Linked DNA regions of Homo sapiens: region 1 is linked to region 2. Evidence: read pairs that join two places in POLR2A ChIA-PET (ENCODE). Cell type or tissue: B cell. All regions are shown on one strand. Links, peaks and the distances in the headings refer to the core of each region. The heading gives the core; the rest is flanking DNA. Region 1 overlaps NOL4L (nucleolar protein 4 like). Region 2 overlaps TPX2 (TPX2 microtubule nucleation factor).

Region 1 (15,743 bases), core at 5,309-9,308, 740 kb before region 2:
TGGGGGCTGGGTTGTCCTTAGGCCTGTGACTTCACCTCTACAGCACCCTCCTGTGGACCCTCTCCCTGCCCCCGCCAGGCCAGAGTCCTGCAGCCAGGCCCAGACCCTGGCCTGTCCGTCCGGGGATGCTGGACAGTACTCCTCCCTCCAGCCCTCATAAGTCATTGTCATTCGGATCTGCATTTCCCCAGCCCCTCTCCTTCTAACTGGGGGGCACTGTGGCCCACTGTGCCCCTTTCTCTTCCCATTCCTTCCCCCTACACCCATTCCAGACATCCCAGAGTTAACAAAACCCAAAAGAAAGAGAAAAAAGACTCAGAGCTGCTTGGAGGAGATGACATCCTCAAATGTAGCGCCGTTGTTTGAGGGGCTGGTCCCAGGCACCTTTCTCTGTGGCCTGGGGTGTGCGTTTTGGTCCCCAGCGTGATTTGAAAGAAGATGGAGGTTCAGCGAAGCAGAAAGGAGGTCTTGGAATATGTGAGGCCTGTTCCAGATGGCAGGTGCGACTCGGTGGTGGCGGTGGCGGCGGCAGCTACGCGCTAACAGTTGGAGATTGTGCACAAGGGTGGAGAAGAGGCAGGTGCTATATTGAGTCCTCAGCGCCTTGTTTATGTATTTATTTATTTATGGGGAGAGTGTGGTCCCATCCCTCTGCCCCATCCAGGCCTACGAAGCTCAATGGAACTTTGGGTCCTAAAATTCTGGGGTAAATTCCTATTTTGGAGGGTTTTTTTTTTTTTTTCAATTTCCAGTCCCCAGTAGGTAGTATTCAGAACCGAGAGAAATTAAAATACTGCCTTTGTCCCAGTGAAGCAATACCCTCTCTTCAATCACCTGATTGCCCTTTACAAATTATGACAGCTTCTCTTGGGGATGCTGAAGAGAGGGTTTCTGGGTGTTTGGGTGATGGTCTTCATTCTGGTTTTCTTTTCTTTTTGTTCTCTTAGTTTAGTGTGGTTTTCAATTTCCTCTCCACCTCCTCCTTCCTTTCCCTGTGGGGCCCCTTTGCAGGAGACTGACTCCTCCCCCTTGCTTCTTTTTTCAGCCCCACCAGGAGCTGAAATGAGACTTTACAGGAATCCCCCCAGAAGCTTCTAAAACTCCAGTTCTGGCTGACTTTTTTTTTTTTTTTTTTGAGATGGGGTCTCACTGTGTCACCCAGGCTGGAGTTTAGTGGTACGGTCATGACTCACTGCAGCCTACACCTCCCCAGGCTCAAGTGATCCTCCCACCTCAGCTTCCTGAGTACCTGGGACTACAGTCGAATGCCGCCACGCCCAGCTAGGTTTTTTGCATTTTCTGTAGAGACCTCCTGGCGGCGGGGGGTGGGGGGAGTGGGGGTCACCGTATTGCCCAGGCTGGTCTTGAACTCCTGAGCTCAAGCGATCCTCCCACCTCTGTCTCCCAAAGTGCTGGGATTAGAGGCGTGAGCCATTGCACCCAGCCCTGACTGAATTTATTAAGGCTGGGTTTTGGGGACAGGAGGAATGGCATGATTGCAGAAGTTGGGAAGAGCATGCTAGTAATTAATATGCAGGGTAATTTTTGTCTGTGATCTCAGCCACTTTGATGGCCTGGATGGGATGGAGCGGCATCCTCACATTTGCCTGTGCAATCAGCCCCCTGAAGTCCTGGGCTCCCTCCCACGTGGTAGCCAAAGATTTGCTTCCTTTGGGGTGGGCTCTACTGGCTGACTTTCTCGTCCAATAGCAATCTCGTTGATTTTTATTCCTTGTCAAGAGCTGGATCCGAAATGCACCAGAAGGCCTATCCTAAGGCCTTTCTCTGTGGTTTTTTCTTCTACCATCGGAGAAACCCAGTTGAGAAATGTCTCCGCTATTTAGCCGCATCCTCTCAACCATGGCCTCGTCGTTGCTGGAAGGCACACTCTACTAATATAGTGATGGTGGCACACTAAATGGCACCCTGGTGGCCTAAAACTGTGATCCCACCTTGATAAGTATGTAACTTATTACCAGCAAGTGACTTCGAAGCTCTAATGGAGATGACAGAACTGCAATCCATTAGCAACTGGACCTCACTTCACCATCAGGGGCAGGGGTCCATTTAATTGGCTCATGTGGGGAGACAGGCAAGATTCAGTCCGATTCAGGAGCTCCCTGAGGTCGCCCCGGCAGGAGCCTGTCTAATGGCCTGGTAAGACATGCCGATCCCCCTCTTAGGTCTGCAGCCTGGGAATTAGCATGCTGAGCATTCAGATCCATCTGAGGAAAACGAGGAAGCCAGAAAGGACCTGCCAAGGGATGCCCTGCTTAAGTATTTATTAACTTTGCCAGGGAGGACTTAAAAATCTGATGTCAGGATGCAGGGCGTTCCTGCTCTTTCTATCCATAATCCACATTAAGTCTCTGGGCAGATGTGTTGAATTTATACTAATGTTGCCCAATAAGATTCTTTTGTTCTCACCATTAGGAAAATTGGCCTTCATCGGAAATGAAAATATTAATATATTAGGCCAGGAAGCACAGAGCATGTCTATATTTAATGAGCCAATACCTGTTTTCCTACAGTTACCTCCCTGGCTCAATCATGGAGACATTCTGATCAGCAGTTCTCAAAATCTGTCTTGCATCAGAATCATCTGGGGGGGCCTGTTAAAACCCCCAGCACATCAGATTTGGTAGGTTTAAGGTGGAACCTGAAAATGTGCATTTCTAACAAGTTCCCAGGTGATGCCAATGCTGCTGGTCTAAGGACCATTGCTGTAATATTTTGAAATATCAGATGTATTTAAGTAGACATTTGGTGATTTTGTCAATGACTTGCCACCTAGCTTTTCATTTAGAACCCAAATGGGCTGGTGTTAAGGGAGCTGGTGATGTCCAAGAATGTAGCTCCATAAATGTGTAGGTTTTTTTTGTTTTTGTTTTTGTTTTAGAGATGGGTCTTGCTGTGTTGCCCAGGCTAGACTCAAACCCCTGGGCTCAAGTGGTCTTCCCATCTCAGCATCCTGAGTAGCTGAGACTACAGGCATGCGCCACCATGCCCAGCTTCTCCATAAATTTTTAAAACTATTGCCATGTCTGATTCTGTTGGCCTGGCTCTGGCAGGCTGTTTGGGGGTTGGATGGTTCGAAAGGATGGTGTGTGTTACCATGGCAATGTTCTTCTCCATGCAGGAAGGCCCCAGAGGTTGATCCTACACAAGTGACTGTGTGTTTTTCGTGGTTCTTCCCATGGGGTGATACAGGGTTCCATTCCATTACTCCTGCTAGGTGTTTCCAGGAAGCTGGGATAGGCAGGAGACTCCAAGTCCCTTCTTGATCCAGCCTATAGATAAAGTGAACTTCCTTTGTCAATTCACTGTCCAGTTTGCTTAGGGCAATGGATTAGATGAAGCTAATTTGGGTACCAGGCAGAAGGGGGATGGCAGGGGCTTCCCAAGTCTACAGGGAAGGTGCTTTCTGCTTCCTTTATTAGCAGCTCTTCCCTTGCAGCACTGTCTGGATCCTTAGCTAGGGAAGGCCTGCCTCCCCTGCAGCATTTAGCATGAAGGTTATTACCTCCATGGATGCAAGGGATAGCAGAGATGTCTGCGGCACGTGACTACTGTCGGATCCCTTTGTTGCTGTCTTCTCAGGGTTCTCCTTGAAGGCCACGTAGACATCCTGGCGTTCTTCCCCTAGGGTGTAGCACACATGGAATCCAGGTGGCCCTAGCTCACCAGAGGACAGTTCAAGGTATGGCTCTGCAGCCCTTGCGTGGTTTGAGTTCTGGTCGCTCCAGGCCCTCTCCTTTCCTATGTAAATCTTTGCTGTAGAGATAGGTGGATTACAGGACCCAAATTTGAACATTAAGGGAGAAAGTGATCAATTTTTAAAGAAGGAACTAACTGAAAACTGCTTCCCTGAATAATTTTGCTGGGATTAATTTTATGGTCACATTGGACCAGGTGCAAAGCTGTTGTTTACCAGAGTCAACCTAAGAGGGCAGGTGGGAGGCTGGGAAGAGACAGGCCACATGGGACAGTACGTTTTGCTTTTTTATCTGGGTTGGTCAATTACACTTTGACTTTTGGAAAGCTTATTCCAAGTTTGTGGGAGCCTTAGCATATTATTTAGGAATTAAATAAGACTGTGCATCTCTTCTGATGGTGGGTGTTACTGAGGGGGACACATTTTGTCATGGGTCCCCTCTGGACGCGTCAGAGGGACCAGAGATAAGAGGAGATTCCTAAACACAAAATGTCCAGACTCAGAGGGGTCCAAGGGAAGAGATGAACATTAACCAAGTCTGTATGTGCTGGATGCCTGACATACATTCTTGATCCTTGGAACATCCAACTAGCACTTTTTAGGCCCATTTTATAGGTGCGGAAACTGACTTTCAAGAGGTATAAAAATAGGCCGGGCACAGTGGCTCACACATGTAATCCCAGCACTTTGGGAGGCTGAGGTGGATGGATCACCTGAGGTCAGGAGTTTCAGATCAGCCTGGCCAACATGGTGAAACGCCATCTCTCCTAAAAATACAAAAATTAGCCAGGTGTGGTGGCAGGCGCCTTTAATCCCAGTTACTTGGGAGGCCGAGGCAGGAGAATCGTTTGAACCCAGGAGCCAGAGGTTGCAGTGAGCACTCCAGCCTGATGGCAGAGTGAGACTGTGTTTCAAAAAAAAGAAAAAAAAAAAAGGTATAGAAATAAAGTAACCCACCTAAGGCCCCCACAAGCTGGTTAGGGGGAAATTTCCATCTCACCTACATAAAATATTGTCTCCTCATCAGATTGCTTTCTTTCTCCATTCCTTCCCACAAAATTTTATCTCCTTCCTTTTCCAGAAATATCTGTGTTCTGGTCTGAAACAATTTTGAACAGGGAGGTCTATTGGCCTTTAAGCAGCTAAGCCTCTAGAGCTATGCCTCTGGATTCAGGTGATCCAAATGTGGCTGACTTCACTCTATACTTAAAAATGGTAAAGATGGTACATTCTGCATGGGTATTTTACCTGAATTTAAAAATTCAGTGGAACTACCCCCATGATATCCTTTTTAAAAACTGTTTTTTAAATTAAAGTTTATCAGACATACAGAAATACACAGATTATAAATGTTAAGGTTTTTGTTTTTGTTTTTTTTTTGAGATGGAGTTTCACTCTTGTTGCCCAGGCTAGAGTGCAATGGCGTGATCTCAGCTCACTGCAACCTCTGTCTCCTGGATTCAAGTGATTCTCCTGCCTCAGCCTCCTGAGGAGCTGGGATTACAGGCATGCACCACCACACCCAGCTAATTTTCTATTTTTAGTAGAGACGGGGTTTCTCCATGTTGGTCAGGCTGGTCTCAAACTCCCGACCTCAGGTGATCTGGCTGCCTGGGCCTCCCAAAGTGTTGGGATTACAGTCATGAGCCACCATTCCCGGCCAAGTGTTAAGATTTAATGACTTAATAAATTGAACACACTTCTATAACTACTGCCCAGATCAACAAATAGAAACCCAGCTATATTCATTTTTTTTTTTTTGAGATGGAATCTCGCTCTGTTGCCCAGGCTGGAGTGCGGTGGCGCGATCTCGGCTCACTGCAAGCTCTGCCTCCCGGGTTCACACCATTCTTCTGCCTCAGCCTCCCGAGTAGCCGGGACTACAGGCTCCCGCCACCATGCCCGGCTAATTTTTTGTATTTTTAGTAGAGACAGGGTTTCACCATGTTAGCCAGGATGGTCTCGATCTCCTGACCTCATGATCCACCCGCCTTGGCCTCCCAAAGTGCTGGGATTACAGGCGTGAGCCACCGCGCCCAGCCAAAACCAGCTATATTCATTCTTAAGGTTCATTTTGTTTATTTTCACCAATGTGAACCTCTGGTTAGAAGTGTATTATAACTGTACATCCCAAATCCATATCTTTGCTGAGTAAAAAATTTTTTAAAAGTCTAACTGACCTATCATAATATTTGTCCCATCCCAACCCTGTCATGGCAGTATATGAAGAGCCCTGTAATGCTGGGCATTTACGGGTCAATAGTGAACAAGTTAGTCATTGATCAGCCCGTACAGATGGCCTGAGATGTCGGAGGGGGTGGGATACTCCCCAAAAGAGGTAAAATTGATTCCTGAGAGAGGTTAAGAGCAGAAAAGTCATGGAACTTTACAGCTCATCTCATAAATGAAGCTCGGGGAGGTTGAAGGGTTTGCCCATAATCTCACAGCGAGGAAGCTGGACCAGCAAGTGGCTTCTCCTGTACACACAGAGAGAGAGAGATATGTGCTATCTGAGACGTCCCACTGAAATGGGTTCTGACCAGGAAGGAAGCCACTGGCAAGAGGGCCTTGTTGGGGCCAGTGAGGTCACCTCCCAGGGTTACCACTTAGGGACACTGCCCGCTAGCTGTGGGGCTCGGGACCCCACATCCCAGATGCCCTTTGCCCCCCATCTGCTCTCTGCTCTTGAATGGGCTGCTGGTGAAGAGACACTGCTGTTCGGCCATCATGGTGTGTCGAGAAAGCTACTGGGTGAAACCAAGACCTGTCTGTGCCAGAACGTGTTGTGAGCGAGCGTCACCTCCCAGTGTGGCCTGTATTCTACTTGGACTACAGAGTCCAAGGTCTGAAGCCATCTGTGCCATCCACCAGCCACTGTACCTCAGGCAGGTCCTGACCCTAACAACCTCCGAGGGTTGCCCCGGTGTTCGGCTCTCTCATACCTGGGGGAAACATGGTGAACTGCAAAGCACTTCTTAATAACAATATCTAGCAATCCCTGTACTCCAGGCTCAGTGCCAAGTGCTGCACACACAACTCAGTTCTTCATGGGAAAGGGGCTTCTGTTATCCCCATTTTACAGATAAAGGGCCTGAAGCTCGAAGCACAGTAAGTGCTCGGGGTCACAGGGCCACTTCCATGATGGGGCCGTATTCAAACCATGGCAGAGTGTGTCCAAGTGACCCTGCCCAGCTGCCACTTATGACCACTCAGTCATTCAGTCATTATTTACTGACTACCTACTATGTGTCAGGCACTGTTGTAAGTGCTGGAGAGAGCTGAGAAGGAGCAGGCGAAGCCCACATCCTCTTGTTGCTGACATCCTTGAGTTGGGGTCCTTTGGGGAAGAATTCTCTTGGAGATGTGTCTTTTGGGCACTTTTAGAGAAAAGCCTGCTTCCTTTCCCCTCAAATTCCCTCCATATGGCTTGCTCTTGATCTTCAAAGCCCCCTAACGTCCCCACAGACTCCCCTGAAGGAGCTGGTGGCTGACAGCCTAGTGTCTCTGGGTCTGTGTATCTCCCTTGTGAGGACTGCCTGCACGGAGCAGTTCCCCAGCAGTCCGTTCCCTTCCGGGCCCTGGCCTCACCCCCAGCCTCCTGCCCTGTGGTTTCCCTGCAGCCCCCTTTCCTGCTGGAGGGGAGGGCAGGCGTCAGCCCCACAGCTGTTTGCTATTGAAGGACCCGTCTTGCTCCTGGCACACCTAGTCGGGCCAGCTGACACCACTCAGCCAGCCTGATAAGAGGCTCGGGGCCCACGGCCGCCCCGTTCACACGGCCCTGCCACCTCCTCGTGGCCTCGTGCCTGTTATTCTGTACATCTCCACACACAAAGGGCCCGGGTGCCGTTGCTGGCGCTCAGCTGCTGGAGTGGGGAGGGCAGGCAGCCGCGAAAAGCTTTTCAGAAAGGCCAGGGCGGAGGCAGGAGTCACCCAGGTGATCGGAGCTGTTCCCCCGGGACCCCAGCCCAGGCCCACAGTGAAAGGTTACTGCTAATTGGCGAGCTCCTGATGGGGCCGCATCTATTTAGCACTCCCCCCTCCCCAGAGACTTCCAGGATGGTCTTGGCACAGCGTGTGATTCAAGAGCTCCCCGCCCGAGTCTGGCACAATCTGTCTGAAATTGTGAACATGGAGCCTCTTGGTTTTTTAATTTGTATTTTCGTTGTCGCCGTTCTCTGCCCATTGTTGCTGGTAGATTTCATAGCTGCAGCCACCCTGACTCTGGCGTCCCCCTCCAGGGAGCCCCCTCGGTAGGCTCCCTCCCCTCCCCACCCCAAGACCCACTGTCGGAGGCATTGCCCGTCCTGACCCCTTGCCCCGGCCTCAGGGCCCAGTTCTCACCCCGCCATCATTCCTGACACTAACACAGCTTGTCCACCCTGTCGCAGGGGGCAGATGGCCTGTCGGAGCCAGAGGGCATCTCTCTGAAGCGGGTCGCTGTGGTGGAAGATTTCTTTGACATCATCTACTCGATGCATGTGGAGAGCTCAGCGGAGCCAGGCAAAGCCCCCAAGCACGCTGGGCAGAAGAAAACCTACCGAGCGGTGAGATTTCTGTCTCTTTGCCTCCACTGGCAGCCCCAGGCCTTGGCAGGAGGCCACGGGCTCCGCACATGTTGGGCTTGGGGGGCGGGGCAGGGAGCTGAGGCGTGATGAAACGGCCTTTGGGGATCTAGGGGGGCACAGGGCAAGGGCACGGCAGCCAGAGATGGCTCACAGGGCGAGGGGAGGGAATCTGTGGTCTGAGCACAAAGGAAAAGCAGGTTGAAGGGGGTGAGAGGGAGGGAAGGAGAGGGATGAGGGCAGGAGGCGCCCTCCTCTTCCCCGTTTCTGCTTCACTTGCTCCCACCCGACACCACCCCCAGCCCCTTGCAGCCTGTTCTGGGGCTGGGGTGCTGGGGACAGATAATAATCAGAGGAGCAAATGCCTTCATGGCATGGCATTTACTGCATGCCAGGCCTGTCCTGAGCTCTTCCTATGTGTGAGCTCATCCTGTGAAGTCAGGACTGGGAGTTCCCCAGGGGAAGTCGAAGGACCTGCTCCCCACCCTCCAGGAGATCACAATTGGATTTGGGGTGGGGAGGCTGAGAGCAAAAACAAGATACATGAGAAGCAGAAATGTCTCCAAGGCTCGCTTTGAGAGAGCAAGAACCCAGGCTCAGGGGCATTTAGCACAGGCACCGCCAGACACAGATGAGCCCGGGGGACTGTGTGGAGAAGGTGACACCTGTACTGGCATTCTACGCTTTGGGGAGGCATAAGGGCAAAAAAGGCAACCTAGGGGCAGGAAGCATCACAAATGCCAGGGAGGTGGAAATAGATGGGACTGGCCAGACCAGAGGCCCCTCCTCACCCTGCAGAGGGGCCTGCCTGTGTTCTGATCCATCTCCTGCTGACCCACATGTGGGCCTATCCACAGCTCATACATAGCTCTGAACCATTTGTCCAGTGCCCAGGGAAGCCAGTAAAGCCAAGCCCTTCATGCTCATTCAAGCCTTGATGCAGTCCTGTGACCGAGGCACTGAGGACCCATTTCACAGTTAAGGAAACTGGGACCCAGAGAATTGGGTCACTTGTCCAAGGTCAGACGGCAGCTGAGTTGCAGTCAGCCAGTGTCCTCCATGCCGACTTTCTCTGGAGCTTCTAGAGATATGCCCTTCTGTGGCTGGGCTTCCCCACCCAAGGCAGATGTGAAACTTCCCACCCCAAGTTCTTTGTATAAATAGCTTTGGACTACCGTGGAGGTGGCTGTAAAGTCTATAATTTCCCCTTATGGCCCATCTTTTTTTTTTTTTTTTTAATGCAACCATCCGGTTAGTCCTTGTCCTCAGAAAATGGCTTTTGCCCTAAATGGATTTTAAGGATGGACCCATGTGCCAAGAGCCTCAGAGAGGCAAGGTGTCTGCCCAGGAAGGCAGGAGATGGTGATGGTCTCCCCGCCCCTCCTGCTTCTCGGTCTGTGTGCTTTGGGAAGTGACTTGTGGGAAGGGAGTTCTGAGGGTATTTCCACCAGAGGATCATAGAAGAAGGAAGAGGCACCCAGGCTGGGGCCCACATGGGCCCCTTGGCACTGACAAGACCACATTTTCTCAGCATTAAATTTACCATTGTGGGTGGGGCATGGTGGTTGACACCTATAATCCCAGCGCTTTGGAAGGTTGAGATGGGAGGATTGTTTGAGCTGGAAGTTCAAGACCAACCTGGGCACCATAGCAAGACCCCTTCTCTTAAAAAAAAAAATTGGGGCCAGGCGTGGTGGCTCATGCTTGTAATCCCAGCACTTTGGGAGGCCGAGACAGGCAGATCACTTGAAGCCAGGAGTGTGAGACCAGCCTGGCCAACATGGCAAAACCCTACCTCTATTAAAAATACAAAAATTAGCTGGGCATGGTGGCGCATGCCTATAATCCCAGCTACTTGGGAGGCTGAGGCATGAGAATCACTTGAGCCCAGGAAACAGAGGTTGCAGTGAGCTGGGATCATGCCACTGCACTTCAGCCAGGGTGACAGAGTGAGACTCTGTCTCCAAAAATAAAAATAAAAAATATATTAAAAAATTCAGGCCTAGTGGTGTGTGCCTGTAGTCCTAGCTGATTGGGAGGCTGAGGCAGGAGGATTGCTTGAGGCTGCAGTGAGCTATGATTGTACTACTGCACTCCAGCCTGGGTGACAGAGCAAGACCCTGTCTCAAAAAGAAATAAATAAAATTCACCATTGTGCTGAGCAGTCAGCATGTGCTCTACACCAGCACTTCCTACACATGTATGAAGGTTGCATGCATGAAGCAGGTGCTGTTGTTACCTCCATTTTAAGATGAGAAAACTGAGACTCAGAGAAACACATAACCTGCCTGAGGTCAGTCAGCTGACATTCAGAGCCAGGCCACCCACCCCAGAGCCTGTGCCCTGACCACCACACATCCTGCCTCTCTGCAACCCTCCTGTGGTCAGCTAGTAAGCCCTATGACTTGCTGTTGTCCAGGCGGATGGGCTGGAGCCAGCTGGATCATGTGGTTTCCCTGGCCCCTTCGGTGTCCAGCATCAAGCCTCGTCCACAGGCACTCTTTGGGCGGTTTAGGAAGGCAGGGGTCTGCGGCCTCCATGCTGTGGGGAGGGCAGGGCTGAGCTGGTTCTGCCAGCACTTGCATCCCTGGGCCAAGCGGACATCCAGCCCTTTGCTCTGCACTTCCTGGCTTCTCGTCCATATGCCTGCCGCGTGCCCCACTTCCCGCTGCCCAGCCTGGAGCTGGCACATGACTGGCACTGAGCCAGCTGAGCTGCACACAGAGCTGGAATTTCAGCAGCAGGGCCAAGGCTGAGCTGAGCAGGCCAGGGCCCTCCTGCCGTGGGTGTGAGGCCGAAGGGGCTGGCACACCTCCCTCCTCCCCTACGTGCCTCCTCTCCTTTTCCCCTTCTCCTCCCCATCTGTCACCCTTCTCATGCCACCCTTTTCCTTTTTTGGGGGCAGGGGGTGGTGCCTGGATGCCTTTGTGCCCCTCTTCATCTGCTCCCATTTTCCTCGACCCATACCTAGCTCTTCAGCCCCACTCTGCAGACACGAGGCCCCCACCCATCCATGCCTGTGGAAGGAGCCCCCAAGGAAACCCCTGCTGATGGCTGCAGAGGGGCACAGCCTGGCATCACGGGGTACGCATCAAGCTCCTGGCTGAGGACTTTTTGGATCTATCTCTGTGTTTTGCCAACGCTGAATCCTCAGACTGCCTGACAGTCTCTAGGGCACAGGGCCCCTCTGGATTTTTCCAGGCCTAGGAGGGTACTATAGGAGTTAGGACTGGCAGGGCGGTGGCAGACTTTTTCAGTGCACTAAATGAGGCGTGTTATTTGGTAGGGAAAAGAGCTTTCTGGCATCTACTGCTGTCCACCCGTGGATCAGATAGGGCAGGCAATGAGCTTTCTGAAACTGGAGGTATTCGAGCTGGAGTTAGATGGCCATGTGCAATGGATAATGCAGGGATTCCCATTTCGAGTAGGAAGTCCCTGTCTCACTTAGCTTCTCAGTGTGACCTGAGGTGCAGAGGATCTCGGAGGTCTCTCCAGCACCAGGGTTTGAGGAAGGCTCCAGCTGGTTCTACAGAGTTTCCTGAACTCACACAGAGGGCTAGTCCTTTTTCCAAGGGGCCTTCCTGCTTTTCTGATTTCTGCACCCTTCTGGGTTGGAACAAGCCCTTTTGCTTCCTTTTTCCCTCCCAGGGTGCTGGTAGGTCAGATCGGGTTCCACAGTCCGGATCTAGCTGCCCAGGCCACTTTGGAGTTGGGGCCAGATGTGGTCAGCAGCTGCTCCAGGCCCACCACGTGCTAATCCACCCTCAGGGCAGAAGGAGGATCTTGTAAAGTGGTGCAAATCCCCCCAATTGGCCTCATCTGTCTTTGTTGGCCTCTGAGTTGGGGAGTGAAATGGGGCCTTGCAAGTCAGCGACTCTGCAAATAGCTCCTGCTCTCTCTGCCAGTGAAGTCCCTGTTTTTTACCACCAGGAAAAATGTGAAAGGCAAATTCACATACGGGACTCAGTGTCCAGGCAGGAGGCCCGGGGAGCAAGGCAGCAGGCAGCCCAGGGCAGCGGAGGGCAGTTGGGCAGGGACAAGGGTCCTGGAACTTCCCCTCCTTAGACACAGCAGCTCTGTCTTTATCTGTTTCATGTTTTGGGCTTCAGTGTATGAGTCTATTTCTAGAACAGGGTCTGCAGCTTAAATCTAAAACCATCTGAAAACCACCATCCTATTAACTAGAGCATCTGCTAGGATTGTCCTCCTGGTTTCGACTCATTCTGTGGTCCTGTGGCCTTGGGCATTCGTGCACTCAATCAGAAATGGAGGTCCCATTTCTGGTCCCAGGCAAGCCAGGAAGATGAATCAGAAGATGCCTGCTGAAGGTTGCAGGGGGAGGGTTTGTCATCCTCTATACAGGTCCCTACGGCAGTGCAGAGCTGGGCTGGACTCTGCGCTTTATTGACTCCCCAGGGAGCTCTAAGCCAGGCTTGCAGACAATCCAGCCTTGTGGGGCAGGGCTTCCCTCCCTGGCCCTCAGGCAGTTCCAAGGACTTCTCACCTGTCAGCCTTCTATCCTCCCCTTCCACCCATCAATGGGACCCAGGGCCAGAAGGTGTGTGCTCAGCACTCCCCTCCCTGTGGCACGCCAGCCAGCCTTTGCACACTGCTGGGGTCCCTGCCAAGGCCAGGATAAATGTGGCCACCACTCTACCCCTGGAGAGGGAGCCATTCCTATTCCCTCAGCTGGCCAGGCAGCAAGAAGGGCCCTGCCCATCCTGTGTGCAGCCCTCAGCAGAGCAGCCAGGCCAGGAGGACCCCCTGAGCCCTTTAAAAAATATTTCTCTGCCCATTGGCAGGTGAGCAGGCAAGCTTTGGGTAGCTTAGTAGGGCTGCCCTCATGGTAGGGACCTGGCCCTCTTCTCCCAGCTGACTGTGCAACCCTCCCCCGGGCCCTCCACTGAGCTCTCCTGAGGCCTGACCTAGGGTGCCACGTCTCAGGGGAGCCGAGGGGCATCTGTCGGCCCAAGTCAGCCACAGCCCTCTGCTCTGCCTAGCACACGCCCTTCCCTCCTGCACACTTGCTCCTGCAGCTGCCACCCTTCAGCCAGACATCTCTCTCCAGACCCAGCTGGCCTGAGAGGAACGTGCCCCCAGACTTCCAGGCAGCCCTGGGCTGCTCTGCTGAGGGCTGCACACAGGATGGGCAGGGCCCTTCTTGCTGCCTGGCCTACTGAGGGCACAGGAATGGCTCCCTCTCCAGGGGTAGAGTGGTGGCCACATTTATCCTGGCCTGGGCTAGGGATGAAGCTCTCTGTGTGCATGGCAGAAAAGCCCCATCCCTCGGACCTGACACCTGACAAGGACCAGCTGCATCCCTGATGTTGCTCTCCCATCCGCTGCTCCAGTCAGAGACACTGGGGTTTGCCCTTGTCCCTGACCTCCAGAGGAAGGCAATCAGACAGGGAATTTGGAAGGGAGATAACTCATCAAGGAGCCTGCCTGCTCCACAGAGCATCAAATCAGCTGAGAAATAACAATTGTGTCACCAAAATTAACTTCGCATTTGCAGCTGGCAAGAGTGGCCCCTGGACTCTGCCAGTGGGCTGAGCTGGAAGCTGTGCCTGAGCTGGTCCTCCAAGAGCCCAGCCACAGCCTGGGACACCCCAAGCCTTCTGCATCCCCCCACAACTCCACTCCCCAGCCCCGCCCTAGCCCACCTCTACCCTCCAGCCATCACAGAGATGGAGAAGGACATTCGTGCATTTCTAAAGGAGCAAACCCCTGCAGTTGCTGTGGGAAGGCGGGGCCAAGCGCAGCGCAGAGCAGCCCCTCACCCTTGGCCAACTTTCCCAGCCCGGCTGCGGGCTGCGGCGAGGACAGCGGAACGCTTGGGTGATGCTGCCCCTTAGTGGAGAGGTGCGGGAGGACCCAGGCTCCAGGAAGCACATGGAAAACCAGTAACTGGGCAGTCTCAGCCCAGGGAACCTGGGACTGAAGGGACTCTTTGGCCCCACCAGACAGCTAAATCAGGGTCAGTGGCTTTTCCAAAACCCAGAGCAAGAGGAAAGGGCTGGACACCTAGGCCCACAGCCACTTCTTCCCCACTCCCCCACCCAGCCCTTTTTTCATGTTCCCTCCCTTCTTTGTGTCTCTCCCCCAGCCCTCTGCATCCCTGTCCTCCTCCTCAACTAGGGGAGGCCTTCTGGAGGCAACTGTGGAGTGGTGTGACCTGGAACATGGGGTTTAGTCTGGCACTGCCTTGAAAATTCCTTGTGACCTTGGGGAGTCAGCTCACCTCTCCAAGCCATAGTTGCCTGGAACATGGGGGTCCTGCAGAGCCTGTCTAGTTTGAAAAGTCTGATGCCTGGTACTAGCCCTTCACAGCTCTTCCTAAGAAGGTTCTTGACCTGTCAGTGATCACAGGAGATGGCTTGTAGGACCTTTGGTTCTGTGTATGGGCCTGGGGCAGTGAATTTATCTGTGGGTCTCAGTCTATCCATCTCTAAGAGGGGAACTGCTCACCCTACGCTAGAGCAATGTTTGTAAGCCCATTTTTTTGTAGCAGCAATAAAATGTTCTGAGGAATGTTACTTATTAGAATATAGGTTAAAGACTAGATAATGTTTAAAGGGTTTGCTTTTTCAATTTTTAACCTCCTTTATTGCGATTTTTAAAACAAATGGTTTTCCACAAAAGTACTGTCTCATTGCCACAGCTGAGAATCCAGGACACCTGTCCCTTGCTCCTCAAATCCCTGACTTTCCTTGCAAGAGCCGAAGCACCTGCCACCAAAGCTCAGACCTTGGTGACCCCATGGCCAAGTTGCCTCCCCACAGATCCATATAACAAGCGAAGCTCTTCTCTCCTCCAGATCGCAGAGACCTATGCCTTCCTCCCGAGAGAGGCCGTGACCCGGTTCCTGATGAGCTGTACGGAGTGTCAGAAGAGGATGCACTTTAACTCCAATGGCCTGGAACCCAAAGGTAGCAGGGGTGGCGTGCTGGAGGGCTAGGGCGGGGGCCATCTAAGAGTGGACTGTCCCTGAAGACGCCAGCTTTTGCTGGCACAGAAAAGTGTCCAGCAGCTGTTGTTGCTAGTCCCAGAGGCCAGTATGGGTCCGTGGTGCTGCCCAAAGCGCCTTGTTTTGTTTCGTTTAACTTTTTTTAAATCTCAAATTTCACTTAAAAACCAACCATACAAAACAAAAAAGTGAACAACATGTTTCCCCTGCCTTGCAAGGCCCCGGCCAGCCCCTTTCCTCCCAGCCGGATTCCAGTTGGGAATGGCCAGCCTGCCCCGTTCTCAAAGTTCCATCCATGCCTCCCACTGCTTCTCCATGCACGAGGGTCTGGCCTGTACCCTCCCTGAGACGTGTGCATGCATCCTCCCACCCACATACCTGTTAATGATACATCTTCCCTGGTGCTTGTTTCCACCCTGTGCACACCCATGTGGCCTCTGATAAGTAAACCCACGGAGTACTGATGATAATTTTTTTTTTTTTTTTTGAGACAAAGTCT
Region 2 (15,743 bases), core at 4,169-8,168:
ATGATAAGGCTTAGATTGACTGACTATATAGAAGGAAAAAGAACCCCCCTACTCCCAGGGAATCACCTCATCTTCTTTGGTGGGCATTCGAATTCTGTTCTTCAATGCAAAGGCTGGTGACTTGGGGACGGTGATTGGAAGTACCTTCTTTTCAGGAACACCCTGAAAGGAGTAAGCAACTCAATTAGATATCACAAAATGATCTCCACTAAGCTGTATGAGAAGATTAAATCCTTTTTTCCCCTTTGGGTAGAGACAGGGTCTCACTATGTTGCCCAGCTGGTCTCAAACTCCTGGGCTCAGGCAATCTTCCTGCCTTGGCCTCGCAAAGTGCTGGGATTACAGGTGTGAGCCACTGCACATGGCCTAGAATGATATTTTTGAGTTTTTAAAATATAATTAATCTAAGCACAGAAAATAAAAGAACATAAAAGGGAAAGAACACCAAATTGTCAACTCTCATATCTCTTTGAGGGTGAATTAAGAGAGAAATTTAATTTTCTACATCTCATAATCCTTTTATTTGTTTGTTTGTTTTGAGACAGAGTCTCACCCTGTTGCCCAGGCTGGAGTGCAATGGGGCAATCTCGGCTCACTGTAACCTCTGCCTCCTGGGCTCAAGTGATCCTCCCACCTCAGCCTCCTGAGTAGCTGGGACTACAAGCGCGCACCACTTTGCCCAGCTAATCATTTTTTGTAGAGATGGGTCTCAAATTCCTGGCCTCAAGCAATCTCCTGCCTTGGCCTCCCAAAGTGTGAGGATTACGGACGTGAACCACTGTACCCAGCCTTATATCTCATAATTCCAACACATTCAACTACCCTGAAGATTTTTCCTTAATGATTTTAAAACACTGCTAACATTTCAAATCGTTGTGGAATAAATGACATGTATCATATTGTGCACATAATTTAAAACTAACACATTTTAGAGAGTTGTTCCACAGCATTTTTTGATTCACACAGAGTTTATATTCTATCACAAATCTGGCAATTAATCCTAACTGCAAAATGGTATCTCTTGGCTGCTGTTTTGAATGAAGTGTACGGCCAGATCGATTAAGAACAAAACAAAACCTCAGTAATTTCTTGTTACACTCGTGTCCACATCCTGCCCCCATCAGCTCTCTATTCTGCTCTTCCCTAAAGTTTCATTGCCAGACCTACTTCAGCTATTGCCTGTGCCATTCTGCTAGTCTCCTAACAGTCTTTCAGCTCCACAACTCATTCCTCCAATTCATTGTCTGCATGTAGTCCACATTATTACTCTAAAACACATTTGATCACATTACTTCCTGACTTAAAATTCTTTAGGCCAGGTGCAGTGGCTCATGTCTGTAATCCCAGCACTTTGGGAGGCAGAGGTGGGTGGATCACGAGGTCAGGAGATCGAGACTATCCTGGCTAACACGGTGAAACCCCGTCTCTACTAAAAATACAAAAAAATTAGCCGGGCATGGTGGCGGGTGCCTGTAGTCCCAGCTACTCGGGAGGCTGAGGCAGGAGACTGGCGTGAACCCAGGAGGCGGAGCTTGCAGTGAGCCAAGATCGCACCACTGCACTCCAGCCTGGGCGACAGAGCAAGACTCCGTCTCAAAGAAAAAAAAATTAATTCTTTAATGGCTCCTATTGCTTACCTACAACAGCATAACAAATTCCTTTTCGTGAAACACAAGGCACTTGCTTGAATCTCACTCATAAATATCGCCTTCATGGCCTCCTTAGTAGTAGCATTAATCTGGTACCCTCCTGACTCTCCCGCCTTACCTCTCACCCCTCCTTACATATCACGTTGCAACCACAACGAACTACTGATCGCTCCCCAAATGGTTCCTATCTCATTACCTTTGCTTGTGCTTTCTCTGTCTGAAATGCCCCGGCTGCTTGAAAGCACCCAATTCATCTTTTCAAGCCTCCACTTTTATAAAGCCTTTCCTCTTTTATAAAGCCTTTCAATAGATCTCTCCACTCCCAGGACCTACAGAACTGACCCCTTTATCCCATTGTATATGGTTTTATCACAGTCCATACAAAACTTAATTGCACTTATTTATTTAGATGTTCATTTCCCCCTGCTAGCCTGAGTGCTTCGAGGATGGAGACTATTTTACTCCATCAGACCCAAGTACCTAACATAGACCTTGGCAAGTATAAAGCACTCAGTAAATGTTTGTTGAATGAATGCAGTAAGAATGAATGAACACATGAGTAACAGAATTTATACCTTGGACTCTAGGAGGATACCTTGGGAGCCTTCTCCTTAATCCCAACAATGCTGCAACCGTTCGAAACATGTTTGGAATGTCTTTCTTGGAGTGGCTTTCAAAGGCACTTTCTGGACCATGCAAGACAGTTGCTCAATCTTTACTATTCATTTAACAAATAGTTTACACCTCTATTATCTTGGACTACTCAGAAGTTTTAGTTCCAAATAACCTTAGACTAGATCCTAAAAGCAAATTAATGTTTAAAATACACGTGAAGATTTGTCATCCTGGGAGGGATCCCAAAGGCTCATCTCAGGATTCAAGATGCATGGCTTTTCCAAAATGCTTTTTGCAGTATCACAATCATTGGAAGGGATTTACAGTCTCTCAAGGTGACCACTGAGAATGCTCATTCTGCTGTGAAATTTCTTATATGTTTTCTAAAGAATGCTAGAATCATTAGCATAGTGAAATCCAATATAGCAGATCTTGTATTCAGAGTGACAAAACTCCAAGAAATGGGTTGTCAAATGATGTTTACCATAAAACAGCAACAACAACAAAATCTGCTCTTCTATAGACATGTGGACACTAGCATCTTGCTTGAATGCACCAGGGGCAAGTGGAAGAGAGACAAATAGTGAGCAAGAAGCCACGGGTCTGTCTGTTCCAGCCCAGCTCTGCTTCCAATCTGTATAACCTTAAACACATCAGATATCCTTCTAGGCCTTGGGGTTTTTTAATAAAATAAAGTAATTGAAATAAGTAATTGAGGATTCATTTAGTTCTGAAATAATTCCCTCTCTCTGCATTCACCCAACAGAAATGTCTGCATTTTAAAAGAGAAGCAAGGGAAACCTCTAATAAGTAGGCCATGAAGGAGATATGTATGAGTGAGCTCAATCTCTTAATTAGTTGGGGGAGAGGAAAAGATGATTTATGAAAATCATCTTTGCAGCAACTATCCACTCACACCCCAGCCCCCCTTCCATCAAAGTTAACTAGGGGCTCGATTAGAAATAATGAAAAGAAAATTGGGTTTACAGAAACAAAGAAAGTTTTTTTTTGTTTTTTTTTGTTTTTGCTATTTTAAGTTTTTTAAATTATAAGCTCCTTGAGGACTGGAATATTGTCATTTGCATTCTTTTGTCTTCCCATATCACCTACTAGAAGACCCCGTAGTAACTGTTCAATGAACATATGTTGGTTAATATTACCATATTTACTCATTTACACATCTATATGCTCTACCAGACTATGAAAGCTTTGAGGACAAGGGCCGTGTCTTATACCATCTTTGAATTCCTAGTGTCTAGGTGCATGTCAGCTTCTACTATTACTCACTCAGTTATCCGATATCAGAGTGCTTGTGCTGTGGTGGTCACTATGCTAGGGGCTAGGGATACAGAGTGAATAATATAGATACACACGGTCCCTGTTCTCAGGGAGCTCACATTCTAATGGAGGAAAGAGACAATGAAGATTTAACAAATTAAATACTTCCAAATTTTCACAAGTGCTCTAAAGAAACCCAGCAGAATATGGAGCTAATGGTTATTAGAGGGATGCTCCCTCAATGAAGGGGAAGGTATCTCTAAAGAGGTGATATGTGGTTAGAATGGGGCAATGTGGGTGGATAAATGATGCATTTAGGAAAAGCAGCCAGGACTGGGGATGGGAATGGGGAGGTGAATACCTCTCCCTAAGACAGGATGTGCCCCCCAAGTACCCTGGGACAGGATCTCAGGCCTGTCCCAGGGCAGTTAGGAAACTACTCTGAAGCAATGTTATTTTGGGAAGTATATATATTTTAAAAAAGCCTGCTGCCCTCCCCAAGTCATCCCTAAAGTATCTCTGCTAAAATTACTCACTGGTCTCACTGACACCACATCCACCTCCGTGGTGCCCCGGCTGCCCAATAGAGGTCAGCACCAAGTTCACATTTCACACCCTCGTGCTCAAGGCTTTGTCACTCCACCTCTGCCCCAGGAGTCCTTTTCTCATTTCTGCCTCACTTGGGCCCACTGCTGCCCAAGCCCATCTTTCATCAACTCTATTTATTGTCCCCCTGCCACTTATCAACCACAAGTGGAAGTGCAGAGGAAACACTGTAAGGACACACGAAACAGCTTCAGCACTGGGGGGGACGTGGATGGGGAACAAAAGCATCAGACAGACAAGCTGCATCAGGCTCTGGAAGGTGGGCTCTTAAATTCTGCTGTAAAAGTCCAACACTAGAAGTTCAAAGACTTTTTTTTTTTTTTTTTTTTTTGAGACAGAGTCTCGCTCTGTTGCCCAGGATGGAGTGCAGTGGTGCAATCTCAGCTCACTGCAACCTCCACCTCCTGGGTTCATGCAATTCTCCTGCCTCAGCCTCCTGAGTAGCTAGGAGTACAGGTGCCTGCCACCACGCCCGGCTAATTTTTTTTGTATTTAGTAGAGACAGGGTTTCACCATGTTGGGCAGGCTGGTCTCCAACTCCTGACCTCAGGTGATCAGCCCACCTTGGCTTCCCAAAGTGTTGGGATTACAGGCGTGAGCCACCGCGCCTGGCCGACTTACTCTCTTATAAATGTTTCTTTTAAATGTTTCCATAGGCAAGCTATAATCCCCTGTGAAAGGAAAATAAATCTTGGGACCCCCAAAATCAGTAAGCCAAGGAGAAAAGTCAAGCTAGGAACTTCAACATGCAAACCTGCCTCCCATTCAAAGATGAAAAAGGTACATACCTCCCTCACAATTTGCCCACTTGAAAATTCCTTGGGGGCCCCAAGTTCTTCACCCTAAAACAGTTCTGTTGAATTTCACCCTGACAATATAAATTGATAGCTTATCTTCACAGGTACAGGACAAAGGACAGAACTCAAAGTCATCCCTTGGCTCACCTGAGAAATGCGTATCTGATTGCTTCCTCTGCCCTAATTATCTTATGTAAAAATGCAGATTCACTGAACTAGATGAATGCATAAGTAACTATTCCTCTACCCCCTCTCACATGTGAACAAAGAATGCAACCATTTGCCTCTTACCTACCCATACCTTTTCAAAATCTCTTCCCCTTTCCCCACTATCCACCCTTTCCCCTTAAAATATGAAGCCCTCAAAATCATCTTTGGAGAAAGGTACAGACCTGTCTCCCAGGCATGCATCCTTAACCTTAGCAAAATAAACTTCTAAATTGATTGAGACCTGTCTCATACTTTTTGGTTTGCACCCCTTTCAAAACCTCCCTTTCTGAAAAGTGAAGCGGGTAGAAGAAAACACATCTAACATCTCTTCCTATGCTATGCTTCTCTAGAAACCAAGAGTTGAAGTCAAATCACTGGAAATTTTAGTAGGGAAACCTGCAAACAGCCAGTGTCAAACTCAGAAACCTCATTTGCCAAAATAAATATGATAACAGTAAGCATTGTAGGGTACAATAATACAGTGTTTAAGGAGATGATGGGCTCAGATTCTGGTTCTGCATACTAGATACCTCTCAGTGTTTATTCCCTTGTCTGAAAAATAGGGATAAGTATAGACTCCACCTCTTAGAAGTGTAATCAGACATAAATAAGACAATCTACATAAAGTACTCAGGACAATGTAAGCACTCAATAAAATGACAATTACTATTAATAATACCCCTGCTTACTGCGTGTCAGGCACCATACTCAGTGCTTTATCTGGGCTCCCTCTGTGATGTACCCAACAAATCTGTTTATGTAATAAGAGCCCCAGAGGATTCTGAGAACCAGCTGGATTTGGCAAACACTTCCATTCCGCAAATCGTATCAATTCGGTCACACCTTACCTAGTGCTTTGCAGATCTGTTTACACAGAATTTTCACAGGTATAACCTGGTACCCAACTACTCTAAGATCTCAACTAACTCCTAATGAACTCTGGTCACCCTTCCCTACTTACTACTTCACCCTAGCATTTCTAGAGTACACACAACTGACAAACCAATTTCCTAATCAGTGTTTTCAAAAATGTAGTTCAGCTGGGTGCAGTGGCTCACGCCTACTATCCTAGCACTTTGGGAGGCCAAGGCAGGTGGATTGCTTGAGACCACGAGCTCAAGACCAGCCTGGGCAACATGGCGAAACCCAGTCATTACTAAAAATACAAAACTTAGCTGGGCATGGTGGTGTGTGCCTGTATTCCCAGCTACTCAGGAGGCTGAGGCATGAGAATTGGTTGAACCTGGGAAGCAGAGGTTGCAGTGAGCTGAGATTACACCACTACATTTCTGCACTCTAGCCTGGGCAACAGAGTGAGATTGTCTCAAAAAAAAAAAAAAACAGTAGTTCAGGTGTGACTGATGCTATGAGAAAGGATCTTAGGTGAGGTGTAGACTGTTGTTTTTTTTTTTTTTAAATAAGCACATACTTCCTAAGAACCTTCTATTTTAAAAGGTAACCTCTATTTTTATATAACAGCATGGACCCTGGAATCATATCACCTAAGATTCGTATGCTAGCTCTGCCGCTCACTAGTTTGTGATTTTGGGCAAGTTATTTAACCTCTATGTTTCCTAACTGTAAAATGGATTAAGTACCTACAGTGCTTACCTCATAGGGTTGTTGTGAGAATTAAGTGCATTATTATATAAATGTAAAAAGCTTAGAATAAAGACCTGGCATGTAATAAGCATTATATAAGTATTAGCTATTATTGCTGTGTTATTTGTGGCAAAAGGTACTGGTTTTCCATTTACATATTTATTTAAAAGTTCCCTTTAAATTTACGTTAGGTTACAAAGTGAGTTGATTTTTAAAATAATAATATTGGTATGTAAGGTACAAGGATATAGGACAAATTGAGAGAGTGGTACATAAATAAAAACAAAAACTTAGGTAGGGGGAAAAGCTTGGAGGAAAATATGTTATTAAAAGCAAGGTGCCAGCCAGGCACGGTGGCTCACGCCTGTAATCCCAGCACTCTGGGAGGCCAAGGCGGGTGGATCACCTGAGGTCAGGAGTTCGAGACCAGCCGGGCTAACAAGGCGAAACCCCGTCTCTACTATAAATACGAAAATTAGCCAGGCGTGGTGGCATGCGCCTGTAATCCCAACTACTCGGGAGGCTAAGGTGGGAGAATCGCTTAAACCCGGGAGGCGGAGGTTGCCATGAGCCGAGATCACGCCATTGCACTCCAGCCTGGGCAACAAGAGCTAAACTCCAACTCAAAAAAAAAAAACAAAACAAAAAACCAAAAGCAAGGTGCCAAAAGAGTGTTATAGAAACCCTGAAGAAATAATTTCTCTTATCTGGGGCTCCATTATCTTGTATGTAAAACTAAACGTTGAGCCCTTCTGGCTCTACAACTCTGAGGTTTGCATATAACCTACTTTTCCCTTGTTGTATTCACAACACTGTTTCCTCAATGGGTAAAGACAAAGAAGGCACAGCCCTTGGAGATTAATCACTTGGGTGGGGGAAGATTTCTTAACAGTTTATTGTAACAGAGCTTGGCATATAGTACATATGCATCATGGCAGGGAAAAAAAAGCATCGTGAACAGAAGTCACGCAAAAAGCTCTCAATCAAAAGTAGGTATCAGGGAGGAGAACCATTTCTAAGCATAATCATGATTTTTGTAAAGCCTGGAAAATATAACTTCAAGTTGCTTCTGATTTAGTGCTAAGAAAATACAATAAACAAAACTAGGTACTCAGTCAAAGGTAATACATTGGTGCAGTTTCCCCTAAAAGCATGGTGACTCTAAAGCAAGCAAAAAGAAAGAAGATAGGAAAACAGAGTGCTTCTAGAGTTATCCCGGACCTGCATCAATCCAGGCAATCCAAACCAGTGGCGGCGGGTGAGGTCCTCATCTGCACTGAAATGTAACTAAAAGCCGCTTTCGCATTTATGCAGGTGCTTAACTCCATTGCTTATTCTCTGACTGTAGCCTTGCTTCCTGATTGCACATTTTCTCTAAACTTGTGGTTGTGAGCCTATTATCAAACTACAACTCACTTCTCTGAAACAGTTTCCAGTGGCTCTTGATAAACTTTTCTCCAGCTTAACTGACCCACTAACAGCTCCCAGTAGAAGCTTCTTGTTTCCCACCGTCAGGCTTTTTATCATGTAATTCCTACTGCCTGGAATGTTCTGCCAATCCAGTCCATTTGCATTTCTGCAAGTCAAAATTCTATCATGTAATGGAGAGGCATATAATGAGGTATTAGGATCACAGACTCTGTAGCTAGAGTGTCTGAACTCTTACTTGCTCCACCATGTACTAGCTGAGTGCTCTAGGAATACTACATAACCTCTGTGTGCCTCGGTTACCTCATCTGAAACAGGTGATAAAATAACCCACCTAAAGGGGTTGTTGTCAAAACTAATGGGCTAATATATGAAAAGGGCTTAGAGCAGTCCTGGCACACAGTAAAATTGTCAGCTATTATGACAACAATAGCAACACAATAACTATTACTACAGTACATCGTCAAGGCTCAGGTCAAATGTGCCTCTCTACAAAGCACACCCTGAACTTTCTATCTGGAAGAAACCATTTTCTCCTCTGAATTCCTATTTTAACTGTCATCTCTCTCAGAACACTTCTGTCCATTTTCTATTATTCACACATATATTGTCTCCCATACCAGACTTTGAGTTAACTAAAAGCAAAATCCACTTCCGATAAGTCTCTTTATCACCTGCAGTTCCTAATATGATGCCCTGCTCATAATATCTACCCAAACTTTTGTGTGAATGGGTGGATATCTGGTCATGAGCAGTACACTTCTGCCAGCACACATAGCCTCAACCTTACCACAACATCTTCCAAAATCTTAGTAGGGCAAGGTCTGGAATGAAATTCAAAGTGTTCATCCTCTGTTTTCTTCTTTGATTCTCGCTCCTGGATTCTTTTCTCAATTTCCAAATCAAAGCCAATAGGCTCGGTGGGTGGTTTCACAGGTGGTTTCTTGGGCAAGATGGGCCCACCTTCAAGTATTCTGGGATCAAGTTCACGTGCTTTGAATTTGTATCTGTAAGGTGAAAATTTAAATAACCACAAAAAAAATTTTAATAAAATGAAAACTTCACAAACAAAGTAAGCCAACCACAAAGAATAGTAATCATTAAGATTATGCTCCCATTGACTGGACAACAGAATAAAATAAATAAAAACGAAAAACAATGGGCCAGGCACGGTGGCTCATGCCCGTAATCCCAGCACTTTGGGAAGCCAAGGTGAGCAGATAATTTGAGGTCAGGAGTTCAAGACCAGCCTGGCCAACACAGTGAAACCCCATCTCTACTAAAAATACAAAAATTAGCTGGGCGTGGTGGTGCACACCTGTAATCCCAGCTACTAGGGAGGCTGAGGCAGGAGAATCTCTTGAACCCAGGAGGCGGAGGTTGCAGTGAGCTTAGAGGCACCACTGCACTCCAGCCTGAGCAACAAGAGCGAAACTCCATCTCAAAAAAAATAAATAAATAAAAAATAATAAAAGAATAAAAGAAGAAAGAATAAATCAGACAGTCCTAACATCCCTACCACTTAAGAATTGAGGCTTCACTTCACAGAAGAAGCTCCCCCTCCTCAAAAGAAGCACAAAAAGGAATGGAAGAAGGATACAGGAAATAAACTCCAATGCTACGAATCACACTAAGTTTCCATTTCCCTCCACTAATAATAGCTGTAACAATCCCTTGGGGAGTCACAAAAGGGTGGGATCTACCTAACTTAACCTTAGAGGGCATTCCTTAATTGAAATCCTAAGTAAGTTCTTCTACTGCAACCTCTGGATTAGATTTTGTGTGTGTGTGTGTGTGTGTGTGTGTGTGTGTGTGTGTGTGTATGTGTGTATGTGCAAGACAGTCTCGCTTTGTCACCCAAGCTGGAGTATATTGGCGTGATCTTGGCTCACTGAAGCATTGACCTCCTGGGTTCAGGCTGCCCCCTAGTAGGTGGGACTACAGACGCATGCCACCATGCCCAGCTAATTTTTTTTTGGTATTTGTTGTAGAGATGGGGTTTCACCATGTTGCCCAGGCTGGTCTCAAACTCCTGGACTCAAGTGATCCTCTTGCCTCGGCCTCCCAAGGTACTGGGATTACAGGTGTGAACCACCACACCCAGCCTGGATTCAATTTTTACCAGTTTATACTCCAGAACATCTCCATATTCCCACTATAGTCCTTAAATCATATAGGCAGGGGCGTAGCCTGCAGAGCCTACTACTCAAATGCCATAAATTTTTACGGAAAGAAAAATAGCAACTGTCACCCTAACAGAACTGAAAATAAAGTAGGCAGGTTCGTGGAACTCTTCCTCAGATACTGCCAGTGGGACTTACTGTTGCAATTTCTCGAGCTCCTCAGCCTCCAGCTCTGCTGTACTTTTGCAGGTCACAGCCCGTGCACGGTGTTTGGTTTGCAGTACAGGAGTCTGTGGGTCTCTGCAAATCTTGGTCACAGAAGATTTGGAGGGTAACAGGTCTGTAAACAGAGATGACAGATGTTCATCTAGATCCGCAAGACCCAGTTTACTTGTAAGTGGTGATTCACCTATGTAGCCCAGAGAGGGATAAACCAACCACAGAGTGGTGGGCCCACAACAGTCAGCTCAGCTTACATTGGTCAAACCAACCAACATTCAGTTACTTCTCCCCTATTCCTCTTTTATTGAGGGGTATGACTAAGGTAGCCTTTGGGTAAACTCTACTGTCATCTTCTGAACTGAAAATCCATCCATGTCTGACAGGTTCCTTATCACTGCACGGGCCTAGACTGACTTTCTTTTTTTTGAGACAGGGTCTCACTCTGTTGCCCAGGCTAGAGTGCAGGGGCATAAAGGCTCACTACAAATCCAACCTCCCTGGACTCAGGTGATCTTCCCACCTCAGCCTCCCAAGCAGCTGGGATTACAGGCATGCACCACCATGCCCAGCTAATTTTTATATTCTTTGTAGAGACAGGGTTTCACTATGTTGCCCAGGCTGGTCTTGAACTACTGGGCTCAAGCAATCCACCCACCTCAGCCTCCCAAAGTGCTGGGATTATAGGCGTTAAGCCACTGTGCCTGGCCAGGCCTATACTTTCTATTGACAATGCCAATTATTTTGCTTGTTATTAACACAAAAAATTTTTGCTTATTCCAGCTTTAAGATATAAGGCCTTCCTGGCCGGTCACAGTGGCTCACGCCTGTAATCCCAGCACTTTGGGAGGCCGAGGCAGGGGGATCACGAGGTCAGGAGATCGAGACCATCCTGGCTAACACGGTGAAATCCCGTCTCTATTAAAAATACAAAAAATTAACCGGGCGTGGTGGCAGGCGCCTGTAGTCTCAGCTACTCGGGAGGCTGAGGCAGGAGAATGGCATGAACCTGGAAGGCGGAGCATGCAGTGAGCCAAGTGAGCCAAATGAGCGCCACTGCACTCTGGCCTAGGCGACAGAGCGAGACTCTGTCTCAAAAAAAAAAAAAAAAAAAAAGATATAAGGCCTTCCTAAAGACCAAGTAAAGCCTGAACAGAATGGCTCAAACCTGTAATTCTAGCAATTTAGAAGGCCAAAGCAGGAGAACTGCTTGAGGCCAGGAGCTCAAGACCAGCCTGGGCAACATAATGAGACCCTGTCTCCTAAGAAAATATAAAAATTAGGTAAGCATGGTGGCATGCACCTATATATAGTCCCAATTACTTGGAAGGCTAAGGCAGGAGGATTGCTTGAGCCCAGGAGTTGGACACTGAAGTGAGCCATGATCACGCCACTGCACTCCAGCCTGGGTGACGGAGCAAGACCCTGTCTCTAAAAAGCAAAACAAGAAGGAAAATAAATAAATAAATAAATAACAAAAGAAGACCAAGTGAAAACTCCCAATTTTATGAAATCAATATAAAAGCATCAAGACCACATCTTACAGAAAATCAAATGGAGAAAGTTAAAAACTATGTTAAAGCATCAATATTAAGACATCACCACCACTCATTGAAAATATTAATTTACCTGGCCAGTGAAACCTTGTCAATTTTCATAACTAATATAGAATGAATCTTTCAATTTAGGTCTTGTCACATAACAGTGGTAGATCAAAACCAAATCTATTTTAGAAATAAGCCATGTTTCAAAGATACATGTAACCATTATTTAGCTGTAACTGTACAAAGTTTTAAATAAAAATTGCATAATATAATTTCTCTTTCCTTTTGCCAGGACTAGTATTCTGAAAGCAGGACATATCAGACTCTGAGTCATATATTATTTGAAAAGTTATGCTTAATATTTAAATTTCCATTAGAATAAAGAAGAATATTTCATTATTTTCATACTATAAAATCTAACAAAATCATTTTGGCCACTAGAACATAATAATAATATTAAAAAATGCTGTACTTGGCCAGGCGCAGTGGCTCACACCTGTAATCACAGCACTTTGGGAGGTTGAGGCGGGCGGATCACTTGAGGCCAGGAGTTCAAGACCAGCCTGGCCAACAGAGCAAAACTTGGTCTCTACTTAAAATCCAAAAAGTAGCTGGGCATGGTGGCACACACCTGTAATCCCAGCTACTCGGGAAGCTGAGGCACGAGAATCTCTTGCACCCAAGAGGTGGACGTTGCAGTGAGTCGAGATCGCGCCACTGCACTCCAGCCTGGGTGATGACACCCAGAACGAGACTCTGTCTCAAAAAAAATGCCTATGCAAGGATATAAAAAATTTAGAGATCCTCAAAGGTAAAACAACCACATTCTGCTTTATCCAGAATACTATCCCTATACTCCCAACAACTATTTAATACCACCTCCACCCTTCAGATTTCATCTTCCTTCTTGCAGAAATTATTTCCATAAAGATAGAAACTATTACATTAGAATCCGCTCATCTGCTCACCACCAAATCTACAAACTCCCCCAGTATTTGCACCCATTCCTCCCACTCTTCCATCCTCCTTTTAAAGAACACTCACTCCACCTGTGCTAAGTATCCCTCCAATACCTGCCTGCTCAGGGACTTAATCCATTAGTTATCTCCTCTCTCTCGTACCTTCAGCTTCTTTATCTCTGACGAGACTTCTCAACATTCAGACATGCTCTCCCTATCTCCCACCTCCTTTGACTCTTGCACCTCCCTCCTCCTCAAAATCCCCTGCCATAATTTGTAGTGACCTGTTTATCTAATGACAGTTTAAGAATGCAAAGAACTAATTAGTGTATCTCTAATGACAGAGATAAATAGGTCACTACAAATTATGGTAAAGGCTTTTGAAACTTGATGTCGAGTTTTGAAACTTGAATTAGAAACCTGATGTTGAGTAGCACCAAGTCTATTTTATTTACCTCTATATACCTAACACAGTGTGCCTGGTTAGTAGTAGTAAAAATTTTGGTGGACCACTGAATAAAAAGCACATAGCCTTGAATGAATGAAATGCCTTCATTTTCTATAGGTAACTAAATGCAATGTGACACTTTGACACATGGCAAAAAAATGTCCGTTAAGGATGTGTAATGACATCTCAGGTTACCTTAACTCATTCCCCTTGGCCAATTATTGATGAGGAGGATCAAGACGGTTGATGGGTATAAGACAGACAGCTGGGTGGTTTGAAAAATTCTGAAGGATACATTTGTTGTCTGCATAGTCACACGCCATACTTTAATTGAAAAACTAGGATTTCAGCTAAAGACAAATCTGTGCCTAAGATGTAAGCAGAGGGAATGTAGGAGAGGTTCCATCCAACTGTGATACTGGTAGGAAACTTACTAATATCATCCTTCTTGCTCCTCAAATGATATCTGTTAGGGGTTCGTTTATGGAAGTCTTCAACTTGCTGTGCAAGGGGCACATATGTAGAAACTGTTTCATCAAATGTTCTTTTCTTTCCTTGGGACAGGTTGAAAGGCTTAACAATGGTACATCCCTTAGTCACTCGGGCCTGTAAAGAGAAAAGTTGTTCCCCAAATGAAATGTCACGGAAGAGCTCACATCTACCATAAGCCACATATTCGGCACAGAGGATCAATAAAAAAGGCCTGTGTAAAACCAAGATTATTATTCTGAAGTTTGTCAGTCCTTGAGCAAGGGTTATAACTAATCTGTTCTCATTAAAAAAAATTAAAAATGGAAGAAAGGATCTAGCACTTAACAAATCTTATGTTCTGGAATAGTACATAGGTAATTTCCCCCCAACCATGTCAATGTTTTGAAGGAATCCAGAGTAAGCTATCTTAGAATTGAAGACAAAAAGCACTGCAAAGAAATCTCACCCTCAACTCCACTTTAAAAAAAAAAATTGATTGGGCCTCTGGGTATGCATCAGGTCAGGCAGCTTCCTGAATCAGTGGAATCTCTCCATACATCCCCTAAAGAGACTGATGAAGAAGCCTATTCCTATTCCTTGGACCAGTAATTTTGATAAAACTGGTCTCTAATTGGAAGCAAAACCCTTCAAGGACCTGTATCTCAAAGAAAGAAGCATAACCTCAGGGTTTAAGAATGCAAATAACTAATTTCAAAAAATGATGATACTGACTACAAATGCAAGTGGAGATTATTAGTACTAGCATTTTTACTTAACGATTATTACTGATTTTGTTGGTGCTCTGGTAACAAAACTGCATGAGATTTGACTGGTCTGCCCCAACCCTATTTTTCCTATAAGATCTGTTATATTGGCCAGGCATGATGGCTCACACTTGTAATCCCAGCACTTTGGGAGGCTGAGGCAGGTGGATCGCCTGAGGTCAGGAGTTTGAGACCAGCCTGGCTAACATGGGGATACCCTGTCTCTACAAAATACAAAAATTAGCTGGGAGTGGTGGCAGGCGCCTGTAATCTCAGCTACTTGGGAGGCTGAGGCAGGAGAATTACTTGAACCCGGGAGGCGGAGGTTACAGTGAGCCGAAATCGTGCCATTGCACTCCAGCCTGGGCGACAAAAGTGAAACTCCATCTCAAAAAAAAAAAAAGATCTGTTATATTTTACACAACTTTATAGACACAAGGTTTTTTTTCTCAATTATACTATTATAAACAGTGACCACAAATGCTACACGTAAAATCCTAAATGAATATTAGTAACAGAAATGTTCATTTAGTCCATCAACTTACAGGAGATGAAGGATGCTTTCGTAGTTCAGATGTAAAGTTCACTTCCTTATATTCCTCCTGGTTCTTAGGATGTTGTTTGATTCGCTCATCTGTGCGGAAGTGGAAGTCAACTGATTTGGTGACCTGGCTCACTGATTTCTTCACAGGTTGCCCTGAGAGATGAACACAGTAAAACATACAGACAACATTAAGATAGGGAACACCAGTAAATCCCCTTTACTCCAGTCCTTTTGCTATTTCTGTCACCATGGATCTAACTTTGCTTACTATCTACCTGTAACCCAAAACTTGAAGTAGTCCTCAGGGACACTAATATATGTGTCATATTCACTGAGTACTATTAGGTTTGAGGCCTTTCAGTCAGATGCAAACTAAAAAAAAGTAGTAGCACAGGGTAGAAGAATCCCATCTCCTAGGTGTGGTCATAGCTATGGAGAAAAAGAATAACTGGAATACTTTTGATAAGAAAAGCTATGGATTGACTT

The links. Peaks named below come from ENCODE experiments on the same cell type or tissue, not always from the same donor. Only the 100,000 strongest peaks of a DNase experiment are listed, where the experiment ranks them.
Region 1: POLR2A ChIA-PET joins it to region 2 with 5 read pairs; 2 of 35 experiments call an interaction of 5 or more read pairs at or near these places.

What each region holds. Positions count from the first base shown.
Region 1 is chr20:32,520,274-32,536,016 of GRCh38, reverse strand. It overlaps NOL4L (nucleolar protein 4 like), which reads left to right. Exons shown (of 11, transcript NM_001256798.2): 2 at 8,104-8,259; 3 at 15,095-15,206. LOC101929698 (a long non-coding RNA gene) reads right to left here. Exons shown (of 3, transcript NR_110619.1): 3 at 15,732-15,743. Among named protein-coding and RNA genes, the nearest start is that of NOL4L-AS1, 33 kb to the left of the region's middle. RefSeq lists enhancers at 1,097-1,391, 6,706-11,486 and a silencer at 8,549-8,722. In B cell, for the core only: no CTCF peak of the experiment used is centred there; a DNase peak (open chromatin) is centred at 7,448.
Region 2 is chr20:31,777,154-31,792,896 of GRCh38, reverse strand. It overlaps TPX2 (TPX2 microtubule nucleation factor), which reads right to left. Exons shown (of 18, transcript NM_012112.5): 9 at 15,259-15,410; 10 at 13,913-14,084; 11 at 10,507-10,648; 12 at 8,976-9,192; 13 at 67-162. Among named protein-coding and RNA genes, the nearest start is that of MYLK2, 34 kb to the left of the region's middle. RefSeq lists enhancers at 4,142-4,641, 6,778-7,277. In B cell, for the core only: no CTCF peak of the experiment used is centred there; no DNase peak of the experiment used is centred there.